Regions from separate parts of the Homo sapiens genome. Here region 1 is linked to region 2. A link is a contact called in ENCODE Hi-C or POLR2A ChIA-PET data. All regions are on one chromosome and are shown on one strand. Each heading gives the region's core, a stretch centred on a gene start or an enhancer-like site at or near the end of the contact. The rest is flanking DNA. Distances are from core to core; before and after follow the strand shown. Region 1 has its middle 50 kb from the start of LINC02649. Region 2 has its middle 33 kb from the start of LINC02656.

Region 1 (5,924 bases), core at 3,253-5,752, 110 kb after region 2:
TTCCTACACACACAGCATGCAGCCAGGGTCAGGCCAATGTCTAATTAATCCCCAGAACCCAGCAGAGAGTAGCCCAGCACCTTCCGCATAGGAGTGCCTTGAGAAGTCAAGATCAATGACTCCAGCCTCATTTATGTAATGGTAAATAGCACTGGTCTTTGTCAAATGGCTGGAAATTTTGTTCACCTCCTGGTGTCCCCGGAGCTAGTTAATGGTTAGTTTCTGATTGCCGCCTCATGCTGTCTGGCGGGAGGTTCTGAGTGACTCAGGGCTCTGCTGACATTCCAGGAGGTCACCGGAGAGACGGAGAGACATTCCCCCAAACGTGACCCCAGGCACACAGACAGCAAACACAGCAGGAAGCAGGAAAAGAGCCTTTCTCTCTTCTAAGTGCTCATACATCAACCAAAGAACCAAGATCCTTGTTGTTCCTCCAGATGAATTTATAATATGATGAACAGGAAAAATAAAATCTGCTCAGCCCATTTTTATAAGAGCAGATGCCCTTTCCCAAGGTTGATAGAAACCCGATTGGCGGCACAGAAAAGAACATTTCAGTCCTTCCAAATTTCTAAAAATATGCATACGATGTTAGATAGTTGACCACTAATGTTCCTAAGATAATAACACTAAGAAAGACTTGTTATTTAAAAAAGAAGTCAGTTGAGACATTTTAAAAATTCACATTTACATGACTTAAAAATTTAACCATGCATGAATATAGACTATATAAATGATATGTCCTCATTGGAGGGATAAAAGCATTCAGAATAAAAGCCATAATAAGTTAGTAGCTATTGCATTATTATGATCTTATGCACATCAATGATCTATTCATAGTAATCATCACAACTGAAGGTTAGTGAGCAATTGCTGTGTGGCAGACACCACACTCAGGGCTTCATGCATTTCCTCAGTGAATTCTCGCCGCAGCCCTATAACAGCAGTCCTGTTCCTATCTCGTTTTACAGATAAGGAGCAGAGGCCTCTGCATGGGACCTCTCAGGGAGAAAGTAACAAAGTCAGGCCTAGCATTCGAGTCTGTCTAAGTCTAAAACCTATGATTTTACCACCCACCACACTGTCTCCTTAAATGGCTCCTATGTGTCTATTCATTCCTTAAACGAGCATTTATTGAGCATCTGCATGCAAGCACTAGGCTAAGTCCTAGAGGATAGAAATGTGTACAAAAGTCTGCCCTCCGCAAACCTCTGCTCTAGAAGTTAGTATCCACTTTAGCTTTAAAATGGCTATGCAGATGGCTATTTTATTCCAAATAACCTCAAACTGGAAACAACCCAAATGGTCTTCAGGGGATAACTGGTTAAAAATCAACAGTGGCTGGCCAGGCACGGTGGCTCACGCCTGTAATCTCAGTACTTTGGGAGGCCGAGGTGGGCAGATCATGAGGTCAGGAGTTCAAGACCAGCCTGAACAACATGGTGAAACCCCGTCTCTACTAAAAATTACAAAAATTAGCTGGCTGTGGTGGTGCGTGCCTGTAATCCCAGCTACTCGGGAGGCTGCAGCAGGAGAATTGTTTGAACCAGGGAGTTGGAGGTTGCAGTGACCCAAGATCGTGCCACTGCACTCCAGCCTGGCAGCAAGACTCCCTCTTAAAAACAACAACAACAACAAAAAAAAATCAACAATGGCTGACCCAAACCACAGAATACCACTCACTAATAAAAAAGAACAAACTAGCCGGGCACTGCGGCTCACGCCTGTAATCCCAGCACTTTGGGAGGCCGAGGCAGGCGGATCACAAGGTCAAGAGATCGAGACCATCCTGGCAAACATGGCGAAACCCCGTCTCTACTAAAAATACAAAAATTAGGTGGGTGTGGTGGTACATGCCTGTAGTCCCAGCTACTCAGGAGGCTGAGGCAGGAGAATGGTGTGAACTCAGGAGGCAGAGGTCACAGTGAGCCAGAGATGGTGCCACTGCACTCCAGCTTGATGACAGAGCAAGACTCCATGTCAAAAAAAAAAAAAACTATTAATACAGAAATGACTTGGATGGATCTCAAAGGAATCCTTCTGAATGAAGAAGTCCACTAGCAGGTTACATGCTGTATTAGTCCATTCTCACACTGCTATAAAGAAATACCTGAGACTGGGTAATTTATGAAGAAAAGAGGTTTCATTGGCTCATAGTTCCTTAGGCTGTACAGAAAGCGTGGTGCTGGCATCTGCTCAGCTTCTAGGGAGGCCTCAGGAAACTTACAATCATGGCAGAAGGCAAAGGGGAAGCAGGCACATCTTACATGGCCAGAGCAGGAGGGAGGTGCGGGGGCAGGGATATGCCACACACTTTTAAACAGACAGATCTTGCAAGAACTCTGTTGTGAGCACAGCACAAGGGAAATGATGTAAACCATTAGAAACCACCCCCACGGCCGGGTGTGGTGGCTCACACCTGTAATCCCAGCACTTCGGGAGGCCAAGGCAGGTGGATCACTTGAGGACAGGAGTTCAAGACCAGCCTGGCCAACATGGTGAAACCCTGTCTCTACTAAAAATACAAAAATTAGCTGGGCGTGTTGGTGTGCACCTGTAATCCCAGCTACTCAGGAGAATCGCTGGAACCCAGGAGGCGGAGGTTGCAGTGAGTCCAGATCGCGCCACTGCACTCCAGCCTGGGTGAAAGAGCGATACTCTGTCTCAAAAAAAAAGAAAAGAAAAGAAAAAGAAAAAAGAAAGAAAGAAAGAAAAAGAAACCATCCCCATGATCCAATCACCTTCTACCAGGCCCCACCTGCAGCACTGGGGATTACATTTCAACATGAGATCTGGGCGGGGACACAGATCCAAACTGTATCACATACAATATGATTCCATTTATGCAACATTCTGAAATGACAAAATTACAGCAATGGGGAACAGGTTAGTGGTTGCCAGCAGGTGGGGAGGAGAAAGGAGGGAAGGTGACTTGAGGCTCTAGAGGGGTAGCATGAGGGAGCCTCCTGGTGATGGAGCAAAATCAAGATATATCTTGATTTGGGTGATGGTTATAAGAATCCACACATGTGATAAACCTGCCTACAACTACACACACACACACACACACACACACACAAATACATATAAAATGGGAAATCTAGGTAGGTTCTGTGACCCAATCTCAATATCATGGTTGTGATATTGTACTGTAGCTATGTAAGATGTCACATTGGGAGAAACTGAGGGAAGGGGACAAGGACCTTCCTGCACACTTTTTGTTTGCATCATCCTTGAATCTATAATTATGTCAATTTTTTTTTAATTGAATTACTCCTCAAGTTTTTTCCTTTATTGGAGGCTATTTAACCCCACTTGCAGCTGCAACATCTCAGCTGTTGCCCAGAGAAAGCGAAGTTCATTGGTACTTGGCCGACCCCAAATTGGAGTTATTGTAGCTAGTAGTTAGATAAGGCCAGCAATTAATCTGTAACTATCCTGTCTGCAGCTAAATGATAGTCTCCCATACAGAGATTTCTCTTTTTGGCATTTTTTGGTTTGTTTCTTGGGATTTTTTTTTTTTCTGAAGCATGGCCCTTTTATGAAATAGATCCATAAACACATTTTCCACTTTCATACATTTGCTAAGTTATGATCTAAAATATTTTTATGACACATACATATAAATAAACAACAACCCCTCCCATTCTAGGCCATGTTTCTGTTTGAAGAATTATCCCATTTGTTATCCTATTTCTATAGCATGCCACCCATGAACCTGATTCAAAGGCCAAAATCCCACAAAATAAAGATAGCATTTGGCTGATAATCCACTCCAAGCAAACAAAGCCTTCTCTTGGGTCAGTAGAAGTTTTGGTTCTGTTTTTACCAAAAATCCTCTCATTCCCTAAAGACAGACTCTGTCTTTACGCAGTCTATTTGTCAAATACAAGGTGCCATGAATTGGGAGACATCTTGATTTCAAGCATGAAATAGCAAGCATATTTCGAGGAATGAGATACTCCAGCATGAAGAAAGCCTGTCTCCGAATGGGTGGGCTGCAGAGGGAGCACCACCCTCCACATGGAGAAAGCATAACCCCTGCGTGTATTTGAAGAGCCATATACCCCTTAAGCCATTAAAAAAAAAATGTTTCATTCTTGATGATGTAATCCTCTCTATGAAAAATACAAAAATTAGCCGGGCGTGGTGGCCCATGCCTGTAATCCCAGCTACTCAGGAGGCTGAGGCAGGAGAATCCCGGGAAGCGGAGGTTGCAGTGAGCCAAGATCGCACCACTACACTCCAGCCTGGGTGACAGAACGTGACTCCATCTCAAAAAAAGAAAAAAACCCACAAGATCCAAACCAAGGTTTCCCTTTTGCACAATAAGAACGCGTGTGGGGAACAATTGTGTGGTTCTTTGCACTGCCCAGATGAGCTCATGAGAAAATTCCCAGCAAGAGCAGCGCCTGGGTGATGGCGGTGAGTCACCGGCAGAGGCCTGACTCCATCACAAGGCTGGGGACAGCGTTCCCGGCATGCAGTGTCAGCTACTTCCTGGCATGGAGTGTCAGCTACTTCCTGTCTGAGTCAGGCGCAGGCCCCGAGGGTGGCTCCGCTGAGGGAACTGGCACCTTCTCCACACACCTCCTTCGCCGAGTCACAGACAAGCTATGCAGAGAAATCTACCGGAGCCACGGCAAGGCTCTGGAAGAGGACAGAGAAGGGAGCAGCTTCCAGAGGCCACATCGGTTTGTCGCCATGACAACAGAGGGGCGGGGCCGTGACCACCTGCCCCTGGCACAAGGCCCCCAAGTGCCGAAGGGTCACTGAGTCTTAAGCAAAGAGCAAGAGGCATCAGCCTCATGGGACAATCCACCCAGAGTCGCCTAACCACAGACCCCAAAAGTCCCCTAGTGGACACCACCCAGTCCAGGAACAGATCAAATTCAAGAATATGTAAACTTGGGTGGGAAAAAAAATCTTTTCCTCCACTAGCCAGGAACTAATATTTAGCATTTTCATTATGAAGATAGGCAGCATACCACATGAGCAGCCTCTGTGTCGGTCACCAGTAAAAATCATAATATGTTCATGGCACATGATGGTTATTGCAGTTTTGTTTTTTGTTTTTTTTTTGAGACAGAGTCTGGCTCTGTCACCCAACCTGGAGTGCAGTGGTACCATCACAGCTCACTGCAACCTCGACCACCCGGGCTCGAGGGATCCTCCCACCTCAGCCTCCAAGTTGCTCGGACTATAGGCGTGTGCCACCACACCCAGCTAATTCTTTTTAGATGGGGTCTCACTATGTTGCCCTGGCTAGTCTCAAACTTCCGGGCTTAAGCAATTCTCCTACATCAGCCTCCCAAAGTGCTGGGGTTACAGGCATGAGCCACCACACCCAGCCTGTTGCAGATGTCTTGAAAGAGTATTTACCCTTCATCTCTACTGTGAAATTACGGTTGTTTTCAGACTTGCCACTATTGAATGCATTATTAAAGTGGTACATATATTTCTACATCGTAAATGTTTATATTTGGCATTTTGATATCAGTATTTCAAGAGTTCTCTCCTTCGTAATCCAAAGTGTGTTATTTTTTAAATGTAAACATTATTCTAAGAAGGGGCTCAGGATCAACCCTGGAGGACCAGAGGGGCTACAGCACACACAAAAAAGCTTCAGTACACTGTATTAGTGTGCTGAGGATGTCGCAACAAAGTACTTCAGATGGAGGGACTTACACAACAGTTTTTTAATTTTTTTTTTTTTTAGAGATAGGATCTCGCTCTGTCACCTAGGCTGGAGTACAGTGCTGCAATCATAGCCCACTGCAGCCTTGACCTCCTGGGCTCAAGCGGTCTTCCCCTTCAGCCTTCCAACTAACTGGGACCACAGGTAAGTGCCACCAGGCTCAGCTATTTTATTTTTTGTAGAGACAGGTCTCCCCATGCTGCCCAGGCTGGTCTCAGTCTCCTGG
Region 2 (5,908 bases), core at 3,121-5,620:
CCATGGCTGTCTGGCTCAGCACTAAGCCCTGTGAGACCAGCACCAGGCTGACACTGATGAGCATGGAGAACCTGGGGCCAAGGCAGCCACGGGGCTCTGAGCTGACCAGCTCCCTTGGCCTTCGCTTCCTCTTTGTGTCATCCTTCCCTGTTCAACCTGCTGATGCTTGACTTTTTCCAGTTTGTCTTTTCTGTTTTGTCTCCTCGTTCTGGGATCACTTCTCACTCACCAGCCACGAAACTCCCCAAAATGACCTCCAGGTCACATCTTCCTTACAACATCTTGATTAGTTCTTCAGAGAGTGCAAGCTGTCCCTTGACTTGCTACTATGCCCCTGAGAAATAGAACAGATGGAATTCTCACCTGCGTTTATACTGTCTTCTGCACAACAGCACACCTTAGCCATCGCTTAGTGAACAACTTTACTGATCCCTGTCCAAGGGCCTAAATGATGCCTGGGAATGGAGGCTGAGCTACATACAGGACGACAGCCAGGAGGGAACTTATGTGGGAGTCCTAAGTAGCCCAGGACAAACATTGCCAGCCAGATAGCCAGTCCACAGGAGCTGAAAACTCACCTTCTTCATCCTGCTGCAACTTCTACTGACCACGCCATACCCAGCTGGCCCTGCCCACCAACAGACTCTAACTTACAGACATAGGGCCAGCTGCTCTTGCTCCTGAAAGGGCCATGAATCCAAGGATTGCTCATCAGTAAGCTGGTCAGCTACCCATGAATCGACCTTACGCAACACAAAATATTTGCCCAGCAACTGCAACCTTCATTGGATATGACAATTCACTGGACTCCTTATGAGGCTTGGCATTAAAAATATGGAAATAAATTGGTGAATTGAGAAGAAAAGGAGGCCAAAGCAAACACATAAAAACAGATACCTCCATGATAAGGAAAACCAAGGTATTTAAATCTCCTATGACCACGTCAAAAGAAACCAGGTGAAGCATGTGCATAGCTTTCTATGTGCAGCTTTACAACCAGCCCCTAATGACCTGTCCTCCCTTGAGAACAAAGCCTGAGGCAAATCTTCGCAGCTCCTGCTTTGTGAGGAGATGGGTGCAATCCCGGGGCAGCAAGAGTGAGGGCAGGAAGCAAAGCGGGAGTGGGGAAAGCAGATGCAAGGGATGTGCTGCCAGCTGCTCATGGCCTCAGAAGACACAGCTGGCTGTCCAGGTATATGGGACGTTCAGGGGCAGGCCAAAGGCATCACCATACCTGGAGCAATGTGAGTGTGAGTGGGAGGAGGAGGGAGGTGGGCAGGGAAGGGAGAAAAATTCACAACTGCCACCACCTCCTGTCTCAATGGTCAAACCTCCTTGTGTGGGGCATGAAGCCCCCTCCTGCCCACACCTCCTTCAGGCTGTCTTCACCCTGTACAGGTACGTGAACTCACCTGCACTTCCTGGTCAAGGCCCCAGGCCCTGTACTTTGCAGCTGTGCGCTCAGATCCACACTTCACCTGAGTCGGGATGTGGTGGGAGCAGCCCAGACCACATGAGACCACAAGGCCAGGACTAGGGAGTAGGTGCCAGGCTGCTGTGGTTCTCAGCCCTGAGCCAGATACAGGGCACCTGGGGGCAGGCAGGTGGGGCCAGGTGAATGAATGTGGGAGGCAGATGCAGACATTTGGCCCAATATAACCCCTCTTAGTAAAGTGACCTGAGGTTTACATTCTTACAGTTCAAGAGCCTAACTCTTGAAAATTCACATTGAATTATTCTCACCCTCATCATGCCTCCTCATCTCCCAGTGCCAGCTACAACCACTTCCAAAATCAGCTCTAGTCGAAACATCACTTCACACATTCAGACTCAAGTTATCCTATTACGGCACCCCCACCAACACCATAGCCTTCATACATCTGTAGGCCAACATTTCCCTATCCAAAAACCATGTGCTCCATTCAGAGGCAAAGCATTCTCAGACTGCATGCCCCAAGAATTGTATCTGGAAAATATAATTGCAATGGTCACAGCACTATGGTATGCCAAGGCAGGTGGTTCCTGGCCTGTTCCCAAAGCTTTACATGCTTGTGGGGAGAGGTTCACAAAGACTTTATAATGCTTTTTGCTTTGAAATACCTCAACGTGCACAGGCTGGGCAATGCTATGTAAAGTTTGATATGTTTCATTGCATAAAGTTACATGAGGATTTGGATATTAGGGAGGCTGTGGGTACTTGGGGGAAAGGTAGACCAGAAGTCAGGATTGTTGGCTCCTTGTAGTCCCTGCTCAGACACTAACCTCACGTGACGTGGGGCGTACAGATGTCAACTGTGGCAAAAAAAAAAAAAAAAAAAAAAAAGGAGAGACGGAAAAAGCCTAGGAACAGTCCACAAAGCCTTAATGCTGCTGAGCCGCTGGCTGTTATTCTTCCGACATCACAGCATACAAGTGCTGCAGTCCCCCATCATTTCCCACAGGCCTCAAAACCTTCTGGGGAGCTGCAAAACACAGATGCCTGGACCTTCCACACAGAAATCTCTTCGTGGAGAAGGCAGCCAGATTCTAGTGTGATCTGAGGGACTCCACATCCAAAGGCTCCACAGGTCCCAAACATCTTCCTAGGCCAGAGTCATCATTCCTGATATGCCAGCCACTTTTGTCACTGCACAAGTAGCCATGCTCTCTTTTGAGTTAAGACATTATGTTTTGTTTTTGTTTTGTTTTGTTTTTGAGGCAGGGTCTCACTCTGTCACCCAGGCTGGAGTGCAGTGGTGCAAACACAGCTCAAGGTAGCCTCAACCCCCTTAAGCCTCCCACCTCAGCCTCCCAAGTAGCTGGGACCACAGGCAGGCACCACCACACCTGACTAATTTTTACATTTTTTGTAGAGACAACGGCTTGCTATGTTACCTAGGCTAGTCTTAAACTCCTGGACTCAAGCAACCCTCCCCCATCAGCCTCCCAAGGTGCCAGGATTACAGGCATGAGCCACCGTGGTCAGCCTATTATGTTATTTTTTCAAAGGTGCTCTATTCAGTTAGCTAACACCACAGCAAGGATCCATCTAACTGTTTAGTTAAGGACAACCCAGAGCAGGGCCTGAGGCCACAGGACAGAGAAGTCAAGTTTTGATGGGGAAAGCCATTTGGGCCATCTTCCCGATAGGGCTGTCTGTGGTGCCATAGATACGGCAGGATGGCATCGGGCATCTGGAAAGGAGTGGGGAGGCCCTGGAAGCTGGCCTCGAGGGACACAAGAACAAACTTTGTGAACTTTCCCAAATGTGCCCAGGCAATCTCAGTCCCATGGTTACATTTTGACTCCCACAACGAATGCGAAGCCTTGGAGAATGAATGGGTTTTGTTTGGATTTTCTGAGAAGCATCTTAATTCAAGACCTTTTGCCTGAGTGAGTCAGAGGCAGGAAAGCCTCCAGTCCCACACCAGCTGGTACTTTTCCATTGCCTCCTCCTGGATTATATAACACAGCACATTTTTAGAAACTTGGTTCTAGTTGTAGACTTCTGAGCTAAAATTTCAGCTTCCCAGTCCTCACACTGTCACTTTTTCAAGAGAGGAGATATTCGTGGTTTTGAGCAATGGAGAGACGCTGGAGAATAATATACTCATTATATGGAAAAGGAATACAGAGTTCCATGCAGTCATCTCAAAATATTTCCCTCCCACACCTGTGTTTATATAGGGACATGATAAGAGACCCCGAAACTGACTGTTTCATCTTGTTGCACCTGGGAGAGTGCCTCTGCTGGGATACTTTGAGTGTACAGTCACATGTGGAGGTAGTGTATTAGCTAAATTCATACTAACATGTAATCGATTGATATAGCATCCAGAGAAGCATTCTGTGGCAAGGAAGTTTCATGGGGCCATCTTGAGAAAACTGAGCCCCTGAAATAAGCAGAGGCTGGAGCAAGAGGAGGGAAATGTGTCGACAGAGATGGAGGGAAGAGCTTGTGGTAAAAAGGAAACTGAGGTGTAGACCATTTCCACAACAGTCAAGTCCATGTTGCAAGATGACCGATTACAAGGACCAGATTCCAGGTCTCTCACTTCTCACCTCCCTTCTTAAAATACCCAGCCTCACCTTCCGTAAACCGTTTGTCCAAAACAGCTCCTTGTCCCAAGGACCAAGTTTGACCAAATCCTCTCCTATTTAAGTAGAAGCAGAAAAGCACCAGCCCGATGCCAACCTGTCTTCTTCAGCAGCATTTCGGGCAAATCCATTTGCACAGTGAGTGGCGTTTCTTGTTTTGATGTCTACTTAGCCCCCAAAGACACGAAAGCTTAGTCACAGCCCAAAACATGGGACCAAAGCCAAACAGGAATCGAAAGAATCAAAGACAAAGCAAAAGCATGCCAGCTGCAGCTGTTAAGTCTTCTCCGCCAGCCCCATGTCTGGTTTCCTTCCCTTTCATGCCCACAAACACTGACATTTGTGTACATGCCATTCCCGAGGGCCTTCAGATTTAAAACACACACACACCCATCATTTTCAGCTGCACTTCAGAGAAGTGTCTCATAAACTATGCAGAGAGCTACAGCTTAATTCTGGCTTAATATGTTTCTAGACACCTGATTTTTTTGCTGCAATGGCCATTGTATTGCCTTGTATAGCCTTTCTCCAGGTGAATGGGACATCCCTGTCCCACAATTTCTGTTGGAGTTGCATTTTAGATGAATGTCGACAGTAGACCCAGAGAAGTAAACTAGTGGAGGAGTGGAAAGGTCTTGATATAGAAGTCCTCAGATCCCTGCCCCTGTTTCCACAATGAAGGCAGCTATGTATTTAACACTTGTCCAGCATCTACTTGGGTAACATGGCTTTCCTTGGGGTGCCCTCTCTGCTTTATGGTTTACAGGACAATCACAGTTATCCACCTCCAAAGAATTGTCCATCAAGTCAGTCCATGGAGAGACATGGTGATATGGTTTGGCTGTGTCCCCACCCAAATCTCATCTTGAATTCCCACGTGTTGTGGGAGGGACCTGGTGGGAGGTAACTGAGTTATGGGGGCGGGTCTTTCCCGTGCTGTTCTTGTGATGGTGAATTAGTCTCATGAGATCTGATGGTTTTATAAAGAGGCATGTTCCTGCACAATCTCTCTCTGTTTGCCTGCCACCATCCATGTAAGATGTGACTTGCTCCTCCTTGCCTTCTGCCACGATTGTGAGGCCTCTCCAGCCATGTGGAACTATAAGTCCATTAAACCTCTTTTTTTTCCCCAGTCTCAGATATGGCTTTATCAGTAGCATGAAAACAGACTAATGCAGTAAATTGGTACCAGTAGAGTGGGGCACTGCTGAAAAGATACACAAAAATGTGGAACTGGGTAACAGGCAGAGGTTGGAACAGTTTGGAGGACTCAGAGGAAGACAGAAAAATGTGGGACAGTTTGGAACTTCCTAGAGACTTGCTGAATGGCTTTTACCAAAATGCTGATAATGATATGGACAGTGAAATCCAGGCTGAGGTGGTCTCAGATGGAGATGAGGAACTTGTTGGGAATTGGAACAAAGGTAACTCTTGTTACGTTTTAGCAAAGAGACTGACAGCATTTTGCCCCAGCCCTAGAGATTTGTGGAACTTTGAACTTGAGAGAGATGATTTAGGGTATCTGGTGGAAGATTTCTATTTCTAGGCAGCAAAGCATTCAAGAGGTGACTTGGATGCTGTTAAAGGCATTCAATTTTAAAAGGGAAACAGATCATTAAAGTTTGTAAAATTTTCAGGCTGACAATGTGATAGAAACAAAAATCCCATTCTCTGAGGAGAAATTAAAGCTGGCTGCAGAAATTTGCATTAGTAATGAAGATCTGAATGTTAATCACCAGGACAATGGGGAAAATGTCTCCAGGGCATGTCAGAGACCTTTGCGGCAGCCCCTCCCATCACAGGCCTGGAGGTTTAGGAGGAAAAAATGGTT

Evidence for each region. A loop is a pair of places that touch in the nucleus more often than their neighbours do. ChIA-PET counts read pairs that join two places held with the same protein, here RNA polymerase II (POLR2A). Pooled maps may share reads with other maps.
Region 1: a loop to region 2 is called in a map of CD4-positive, alpha-beta T cell, with 2.8 times the contacts of the local background. The contact joins two enhancer-like sites. A Hi-C loop is called at or near these places in 6 of 168 maps with a recorded cell type or tissue (B cell, CD14-positive monocyte, CD4-positive, alpha-beta T cell and 3 more), 1 of 37 single-sample maps with no recorded cell type and 12 of 50 pooled maps. POLR2A ChIA-PET finds 5 or more read pairs at or near these places in 10 of 52 experiments (CD4-positive, alpha-beta memory T cell, CD8-positive, alpha-beta T cell, WTC11 and 6 more).

Annotation. Positions count from the first base shown.
Region 1 is chr10:6,273,994-6,279,917 of GRCh38, reverse strand. It overlaps a transcript of PFKFB3 not described here. Among named protein-coding and RNA genes, the nearest start is that of LINC02649, 50 kb to the left of the region's middle. RefSeq lists enhancers at 118-412, 1-599, 4,224-4,663, 4,814-4,923. Within about 2 kb of position 4,502, at least 31 of the 41 ENCODE cell types and tissues checked have a DNase peak (open chromatin) inside an H3K27ac peak, as active enhancers do; they include CD14-positive monocyte, where a contact is called at or near this core.
Region 2 is chr10:6,380,693-6,386,600 of GRCh38, reverse strand. No RefSeq gene overlaps it. Among named protein-coding and RNA genes, the nearest start is that of LINC02656, 33 kb to the right of the region's middle. Within about 2 kb of position 4,370, at least 7 of the 41 ENCODE cell types and tissues checked have a DNase peak (open chromatin) inside an H3K27ac peak, as active enhancers do; they include CD14-positive monocyte, where a contact is called at or near this core.